2 separate regions of the Mus musculus genome follow, and region 2 is linked to region 1. Evidence: chromatin loops called from intact Hi-C (ENCODE). Cell type or tissue: left cerebral cortex. All regions are shown on one strand. Each heading gives the region's core, and the rest is flanking DNA. Links, peaks and the distances in the headings are about the cores only.

Region 1 (4,392 bases), core at 88-4,087:
AAATTTCCTCCATTGAATTCTTTCAGGAAACAGAAAATTGAAAAGAAAAACCCCTACCATTTAATAAGGTAGTTCCTATCACCTCATCAAAACCCAGGCTCATTAACAGGACACAAGCACAACACCCTGAGGTGCTGCTGCCTGGCTGGGGACTGCCTGCTTTCCTGAGACACAGGAGCTGTCTGGAATTTTCAGTTCATAAAATTTAACTAACTGTACACATAAATACTACCTAAAGGTGAAGCTGAATGCAATCCTTGTCCTACTGGGCATGCCAACTTGGATACCAAGTAGATGAGGAACTGCTTTACGGTGTATCCACTCCAACTCGCACTCGGAAATGGGAGCAGAGGTTCAGCCATTGGCTTTTATGTGTATATTCATGTCTGGGTGGATGTTTCTATTCTTCATTGTTCTGTGGTTTTTAAAAATACATTGATTGATTGATTGATTGATTGATTGTAGAGGTTATGTGTGCTTGTGCCATGGTGCATGTGTGAAGGTCAGAGACAACTTGTAGAAATCAGTTCTCTCCTTCTACCACATGAGTGCAGTACTGTGAGTCCCAGTGAAACAGTGGCAACATCTGGAATGTCTGCTGCGAAGGTAATGGCCAAATGACTACGGTGTATCCAAAAAACCTGAGATTCCCTGACCAACCTGAAGGGAGAACAGGCAAGAATTCAGGCAGAGTGGTCTTCAAGATAACCATCAGTTTATTAAAAAGGCGTCAGGTGTGGAGGCATGTTTGCAGTGCACTACCATGCATGGGGAAGGGTAAAAGAAAGCTGAGGATGAGTAAGGCTGAGCCATCAGAGGTTTTCCTGCTTCCTGAGGAACTGACGAATGGGTGTGTGAGACCTCCCGCCGTGCCCTGGAGGGGACGTGCACTGTGCATCTACAGCATTGGTTGTGCTTTATGATGCTGGGTTTGAATTAACTAGGAGGCAAGAAAGAGATTTTAATAAACCATGAGAATGTTTTATGTATTTTTAAAGATCATTAAAATTATACATAAATACACGTGGCTGATGGATGTAATTTTCATTTTGCTACGTAAGAAAACAAAAGTATGTTTCTATGTTAATAGCAACTAGACATCTTGGTAGTTTCAGTTCCCCTACCAATTTTTTTTTCACAAAATTCCAAGAACTACACCACAGTCACTTGGCCAGTACCTTCGCAGCAGACATTCCAGATATTGCCACCGTCTCACTGGGACTCACAGTACCGCAAAGTGCAACTCCGAGGCAGCTGTACCCACCCACACTTTCACCTCAACACTAAGGGTCTGCTTTCTTTGTCAGTTTTGTGCTCATGTGTATTAAGGTTGGTATAGGCAAAGATAAAGATTTGTTCTTATTTATGTGTATGTGTGTGTAAGTGTATGCTGCATGTGTGAGGGACTCAGAACTGGAAGGGGGCATTAGATTCTCTGCAATTGAAGTTACAGAATTCTGTGAGCCACAAGGGCACTGGGAACTCAAGCATGGTCTCTTAAGTGATAAGCTGTCCCTCCAGTCCCAACAGCCATATTTTAAATAAGTCTCAGAATCTGCCAGTAAGCAGGTGTACTGAAATCATGGTATCTGTCCCTTACTACCTGTTAGCCTCAGTGCAATTACACTCGCCTTTATGTGAACATTTACTGCGTAGAAGCCTCTGTGTCTATGGAAGGGATTTTCTGTGTTCTCGCCACTTCTCTTTGCTCATTGCAGTTGTATCAGGGTTAGCGGGCAATTGTTTAGGAAGCAAACTCCTAAGGGTTCTCTAGAGTCTGTGCCTCTGCCCTGCTTCCTTGCTGGAACCATCTCTGATGCTAGCACATCACAGGCATGGAACCACCATGCTGGTGCCTGCGCCCTTGGACATACTCTCTTCACAGGGCTTCTTTTCTCCTTGGAGTATAAATGGCTGAGGCAAACTTCAGCTCCCAGAGTTTTTCTAGAATTGTGCCAATCTTAATTTTTCAGGGATTTCTTTGGTTAGGGTATAGGTCATCTAAGTCTGGAATTTTCCTTTCTTCTCTCATGGATGCCTGGGTTCCCTCGGGGATCTTTGTTGTCACTGACACAATTTTACAGTGTTATAAGTAATAGGACAGAGAAATGAAAAGTGAAATTGCCAGGGCTATGAGATCTTACAGGTCACAAAAGACAAACAGGAGAGCTGCTCCTGCAGCTTGCCCGGAGCAGGGGAAAGAGGGCAGCTTTCCTTTCATCAACTCCGGGGGAAGCTCCTACATGGCCATCTACTCACCAGCCCATGAGGGGGCTGAAAAATCACGCTGTGTACTGTAAGCAGTGGACAGCAAAGCAATGGCCAGGAAAACCTGAGAATCTGCAGAATCAGGAGGAAAGCCCTTTATCCTTATGTAAGCCACGGTGAAGCCATACCAGCCCACACAGATAGAGTTGCTCTACCAGCTGGCTGCTAATGTGACTGCAGGTGGGGTGTCTTTAACGATTCTTCAGCCTAAAACAAAACGGAGAAGACTATATAGGAAGGAAAAATCCTCAGTGCTTGGGAGATTGCTTCATGAGCTGGAGAACCAAGGTTCGGTTGTAGAAAATATTTAATCTCAATCTGGGTTTCTACCCCGCCTTTGACCATTCAGTTCCCATATAAAAGACATAAATTTTAGATTTATAATAGTCTTGATCAGCACAAGAGCTGGGCAGATATCTACCCTCTAAGCTATTAGTTTTTACCTGTCTATCAATAGCCCCAAGTTATAACTTGCCATAGTCCACATGGGCCACCCAACTCCAAGTTAGGATAAAAGTTGAGTTAGTTACGAAACTTTAAATATATGAAGATAGGACAGATAATAGAAAATTTTCCTTAATTGCCAAGTGCTATGGATTAGACATTATAAATGTATATCATACTTATAGTTTTCATAATTATTCCATAATTGTTATAAGTATTCAATTTATACTAGAAAGAAAAGGAGCCTTTTATTGTACTAAAAAATGGAATTGTAGAAAGAATATCTTGTGTATTGTATGAACATACCATTTGTCAATTAAAACCCATGGCCTATGGCTTAGGCAGAAAAAGAGAAAAGAGAAAGGACTCGGATAGAGCCAGGGATAGAGATTCTCTGGGAAGATGTGAGGAGACAGGTGCATGGTACCTGAGCATAAGTAACCAGCCATGTGGCAGAATGTAGGTTAAAATAATTAGGTTATTTTAGTTATGATCTAGTCAGAGAAGAGCCTTGCTATATTGCCAAGGTATTCGTTAATATATTTTGAGTCTGAGTCTTATTTCTGGGAGCAGCGATCTGGGAGGCAGAACCAGGCATAGCTTCTACAATGTTCAAGTCTCTAGGAGCCATGTGACAGCTGAATAGCCATCTATAATCACAGAACTTTGGAGGCAGAGTCTGGGGGTCCCTGGAGCAAGCTGGCTAGCTAAATTTGCCAGGATGGGCAAGCTTTGGGCTCGACAAGAGAGGTGAGCATGATCAAGGAAGGTACTTAGTATTAACTTCAGGTCCCCAGTACACCTGCACACACACATATATGGGAACACACACACACATACCACATCACATCACATTGCATATACATGCAAGAATAAAAGAAAAACAAAACTACAGTGTGGCATGAAGAGTTGGGAGACCCAGTGCTGTGGAGCTGCATCCCAGTTCTGTATGCCACTGGTCAGGGCAATCATGCCAGGGCCACGCCCAGGAGCATTGTGACTGGTCATCTGATACAGATTCTTAGCATTTGAGACAGCTAGAGTGCAGGTGGTCTGACTGCATACAGAAATGGGAAAGATGATCCCACAAGTTCCCTTCAGTTTTGCCTTTTTCTAATTCAGCACCCTTGGCCTGATTTCTGCCGTTCACATTATTAATCATGAAAGGGGTCCATGTGTGCGAGGAAGATATGTAACAAGAGACTGGGATGAATACACACATTTCAGTGCTCACTGGTGTAACTTCAACCTGATGAACTTATCTGGTGATAATGGATGCAAAGCCTGTGAGCTCTCAGCACATCCTGCAAGTTAATACCAAAGTGTGATTACTAGAAACTGTTACCATTCCTCTGAATTTTGAGTAAAATACATGCTATTTAAGTAAAGTGGTTTATCACCATAGCAACCTCTTCTAGAGTCACACATTCAAATTATAGGCCTGCACAAGGTCCAAATGACAAAATTCTGATACAAGTTTTCTGCTATAGTTTTACTTACAATGGCCACCCATCTTATCTCTTGTTCCTGTGATTTTCAGAAGTCAGAAGAAAGGGGAGGGAAAGCAGGAATGAGAGAGATCAATGTGAAAATATATAGACTTTACCAGGTGACCCACACAAAGATCTGGGTCTTACATAGAGTTAATGAAAGTAAAATTTAACTTGCAAATTAGAGAAA
Region 2 (4,392 bases), core at 182-4,181, 52 kb before region 1:
GAGGGAGAGGGAGAGGGAGAGGGAGAGGGAGAGGGAGAGGGAGAGGGAGAGGGAGAGGGAGAGGGAGAGGGAGAGGGAGAGTTAGTTTTGAGATAGTCTTGCTATGTAGCCCAGGCTGGCCTTGAACTGTTGATCAGCCTTTTGAATGCTGAGACAGCAGGCATGTACCACCATGCCTGGTTTTTATTTTTATTTTTATTTTTATTTTATTTTTAACTTAATAGTCACAGGAAACAAAGTCCAGTCCCTTTGGAAAGTGTTAAGTAGGAAGCTGAAAGGGAAAGGAGACTCCTGGAACTTAAAGGATAATCTAAACTACCAAATCCAGAGTTGATCCATGGAAAGGTGGTAAGGGACTGGTTACTATGGCAACAAGCATTTCTGCTTACTAGAAGTGCAGGTGAGAAGCCAGGGCTGAGTCAGGCCAGGCCCAGAGAAAGACTGCAAACTTTCCCCTGGGTCAAAACAAGTGGCCCAGGCCCAGCTCAGGTGCTCAGTCCAAGGGCCGAGGGAGCCTGCCATTCCATTCCCCTGCGTCAGGTAAGGTCTCAAAGACTGTGTGTGTTGTGTGTGAGTGTCTGTCTAAGGGTGTGTGTGTCTTTGTGGGTTGTGTATGAGTGTCTGTGTGAGGATGTGTGTGTCTTTGTATATTGTATGACTGTGTGAGGGTATGTGTGTCTGTATATGTTGTATGACTCTCTGTGTGAGAGTATATGTGTCTGTGTATGTTGTGTGTGAATGTCTATGTGTCTGTGTGTGTTGTGTATGAGTGTGTGTCTATGGGTGTTATGTGTTGTGTGAGTATGTGTGTCTTGTGTGAGTTTTGTGTGTTGTGTGAGGGTGTGTGTGTATGCTGTGTGAGGGTTTATGTGCCCATATGAACTCACATGGAGGTTGGAGAGGACATCAGGTGTTCTGTTCTATCATTTTCTACCTTACTCCTTTCAGACCCTGAACTTGGAAGAAGGCTAACAGGGAACGATCCTTCTGTCTCTTCTTCCTACAGAGCTGGGCTTGGAGGTACCCATGGTCTTTTGACATGAGTGCTGGGATCTGAACTCATGTCCTCGAGCCTCTCTCCAGAGGCATGAACTTATGTCCTACTGAGCCTTCTTCTCCAGACCACTGCTTTTCAAAACTTGCAAAATCTATGTAGGAGCAACAGCCTTCCAAGGATTGCTGGTTAGTGTTCTTTAGGACACTCCAGGCTCGTGTGTGTGTGTGTGTGTGTGTGTGTGTGTGTGTGTGTGTGTGCGCGCACAGGAACATGCTCTGTAAGGGGTACTCAGGGAACTCTCATACACATTGTTTGTGAACAAACAGAGGAAGCCGAGCCAGGCGGCTCCCTTTAATGTCCTTGTCTCATGCTGCCCATCTTCCTCTGCTTGGGTTCCAGGCCTTAAGGTCTGCTCATGTGGCCTATGTTTATATGGGATACCAACCTGCGGCTTGGCCTCGGCCCTCCCACATTGGGGAGAAGCAACAGCTCTTCCCTTCCCTCAGGGGCGCCTTCACAGGGAGTGGCCCCAGTAGCGGATGTTTCCAGCATCCACTGACACCTCAGCCAGATATGAAAGGAAGGAAGCCTCTGAGTTGAGAATATATTCTGAGTTCCCCCATCTTCCCTCTCACAGACAGGATTTGAAAACCCCAGGAAGGGGATCCCTGGGACAGAGAGTTAGGGATCTACCCTGGAGGAATCTGTTTAAGGTTGCCACCAGGCCTGGAGTGGGAATGGTGAAAGGCAGGAGAGTGGGGCAGGAGGCAGGCTTGAGTGTCCTGACCCAGCTGTCCTCTCAAAACCTGTGAGTTTTATCTGGCCCCTCTCCACCTGCAGAACCTCTTCCACCAGCCCATTCCTGACAGGGATCAGGGCTTCTTTCTGTCTGCCTCTACTCCTGCCCTCCTGTCAGGGATGAGCCGATGCCAGAATCCTGTAACCTCTAGGAGGCAGCAGAGAGCACAGCCTGAACAGCTAAGCAGCTATTGGGCATTCATTTCCACCTCTGCAATGCTGGGTACCTGGGGAGAGCCCGCAGGCCTCTCTGGGTCTCTGGTTCTAGTTTTTTCTTATTGGGATGATGACTCACAGTCCTGTCTCTGCTAGATGCACAGATGGGGAGAATCTGCTGTGAATCTAAAGAAGGGGTGGGGAAGAAGGTAGGCAGCCAGGGAGAAGGGAGGACCAGCCTGTGTGTGTGTGTGGGGGGGGGGGGGGGGGAGAAGGTAGGCAGCCAGGGAGAAGGGAGGACCAGCCTGTGTGTGTGTGTGTGTGTGTGTGTGTGTGTGTGTGTGTGTGTGTGTGGTGTGTACAAGCGTGTTCACTGGGGCAGAGTTTCACATCGCCAAACCTGGAAAGCACAGTGGCTGATGTGGGGGTATTAGCCTTGAACAGTGGGACCTGAGTGCCAGTCCTGGCTCTGAGAGAGGAGGAGGAGCCTAGTACCCAGGGGCCTCGCATGCCAAGAGCCACTTTTGTACCCCTGCCTGCCCCCACTCCTCCATCTGCCTGACTTTACCACTAATAGGTTTAGGATTTCTCTTTGTAAAGAAATATAACCCAGCAGGTGGGAACTGGGGTCCCCAGCCCACCCAGACTTCATGCCCCACCCAGATCTCCCCTGGGAGACTTGGAGTTGGGCCTCATTCTTCCCAAGAGGGCTGGGAGGTAGAAGAAGCTGGAGGGCCCCATTCTGGCCTCTGACAAGCTTCATCGGGACGCCCGGAGGGGTTTATTTGGATTTTTTAATTATCATTTTTTACTTTTTTTCCTCCTCATGAAAAAGTTTTAATATACACAGTAAATTAAGCCCAGAAAAAAAAGGAGGGGGGCACATTTCATCTTTAATCTATTTACTTCTGAATATTTAACATACAATTCTGGCACCAATCACCAAATTTAACTGGAAAATTACTCACTAATCTGTTTGCTTATTTGGAATAATTGGGTCGGCTGCCAGCGCGAGGATTTCCCCCCCTGTTTAATATCTCAGTTAGTAGTCCAATTTCAGCTTGGCGGCATAATTACTCTGACAGAGCTGTAGCCACGGGGCCTGTGAGTGGGGCTGCTTTTAAACCGTAAATTATGAAGGATTAGCATTTATGAATTTTAAATCAGGACTGGGGTAGGAGACACTAAAGCTGCTTAACGCTGGGGAACAGCAGCCTCCACTCAGAGGCGTCTGCCGTAACCCTTCCGCTCCCAGGACATCTGAATGATGGGGAGCCTGGAGTGGTGACCTGGTGGAACACAGAGATCGACAGGGTGGGACACAGAGGTGCAGAGGGGAGTGGCCAAGCAATGATGGAGCCCCTGAGGGTCAGGATTCCTAGCTGATGTAATGGGAACAGGGTTCAGCCAAGGCCATCTACCCCTGTGGGAGGCAACAAGACTCTACTTTTCATTGCCCTAGAGGGAGGCTAGGAGTGACAAACCAGGAGTTAAGGTCAATCCCTGCATCCCCCTGCCTCCACACAGACCTCTACCCTGTGGTAGGATGGGTGTCTTTTCTTGAGACTTTTCTGGCAGCTGATGTTAGTTTCTGGTCTACTAGCTCTGGATGACAGGAGGGCCATCTATGCCTTCCCTAACATGTCACAGCACTTCTAACTATCTGTCTTCCTCTTTTTCCTTCTCCACAGGCCCCTCTCTAACACCTGGTGGAATGTGCCTAGCTGTTAAACTAGACCTAGTTAATTTGATGCCAAGCTAAATCTCTTGGTAGCTGTGTGACCTTGGATAAATTTCTTTGTCTTGCTGAGTCTCCATCCGACTTCAATGAATCAGTAGTTCCTACCTGTGGGGCTGCTGGGAGACTTGTGGGAAATTCCATGGGTGAGGCATAGGACATTGTGATTGGCACATGTACACATGGGTTCAGTTGACTCAATGCCGTTTGAGGTCTGCCTTTGGATGGGAGTCAATGTGCTATATACACTACCATCTTTTTGTCCCTCACTCATTCTTAGGGGAAACTTCAAGTTCCTGGCCCCCAAGACTCCACAGGTCCTTCTCTGGAGAAGTGCAGTGGTCAGGAATCTGCCTCTCTGGCACTTGACCTGGTTGGAGCAAAGAACCTCCAGCTTCCCAGCACGGTTGAGTTGGGCTTGAGATAGTAGAGTGACCTTAATCAACTTGTATAACTTTTCTGTGCCTCTCTTCCCTATTCTGAAAATTTGGTATGAGAGCAGAAGTATCCCACCATAGTACTGTTGAGAGAATTAATGAGTTAGTCAAGTACAAATCCAGGGTCGCCTTTGGGGCACAGGAAGTATCAGCAATGGTAGCTATTCATTATCTATACAAGGGAGAAGGCTGGTCCTATCAGTGGAACCTGCCTATTCTGAGGCTCCAAAGTGGCTTTCCTTGACTTTGGGGAGATTCCCTTCCCA

The links. Peaks named below come from ENCODE experiments on the same cell type or tissue, not always from the same donor. Only the 100,000 strongest peaks of a DNase experiment are listed, where the experiment ranks them.
Region 2: a loop joins it to region 1, with 5 times the contacts of the local background. A loop is called at or near these places in 3 of 42 quality-filtered maps.

What each region holds. Positions count from the first base shown.
Region 1 is chr7:109,281,046-109,285,437 of GRCm38, forward strand. All of the region lies in intron 13 of Stk33 (serine/threonine kinase 33), which reads right to left. Among named protein-coding and RNA genes, the nearest start is that of Gm51463, 16 kb to the left of the region's middle. In left cerebral cortex, for the core only: no CTCF peak of the experiment used is centred there; a DNase peak (open chromatin) is centred at 2,361.
Region 2 is chr7:109,228,967-109,233,358 of GRCm38, forward strand. No RefSeq gene overlaps it. Among named protein-coding and RNA genes, the nearest start is that of Gm32563, 22 kb to the right of the region's middle. In left cerebral cortex, for the core only: a CTCF peak has its summit at 1,945 (motif pointing right); DNase peaks (open chromatin) are centred at 2,042 and 3,071.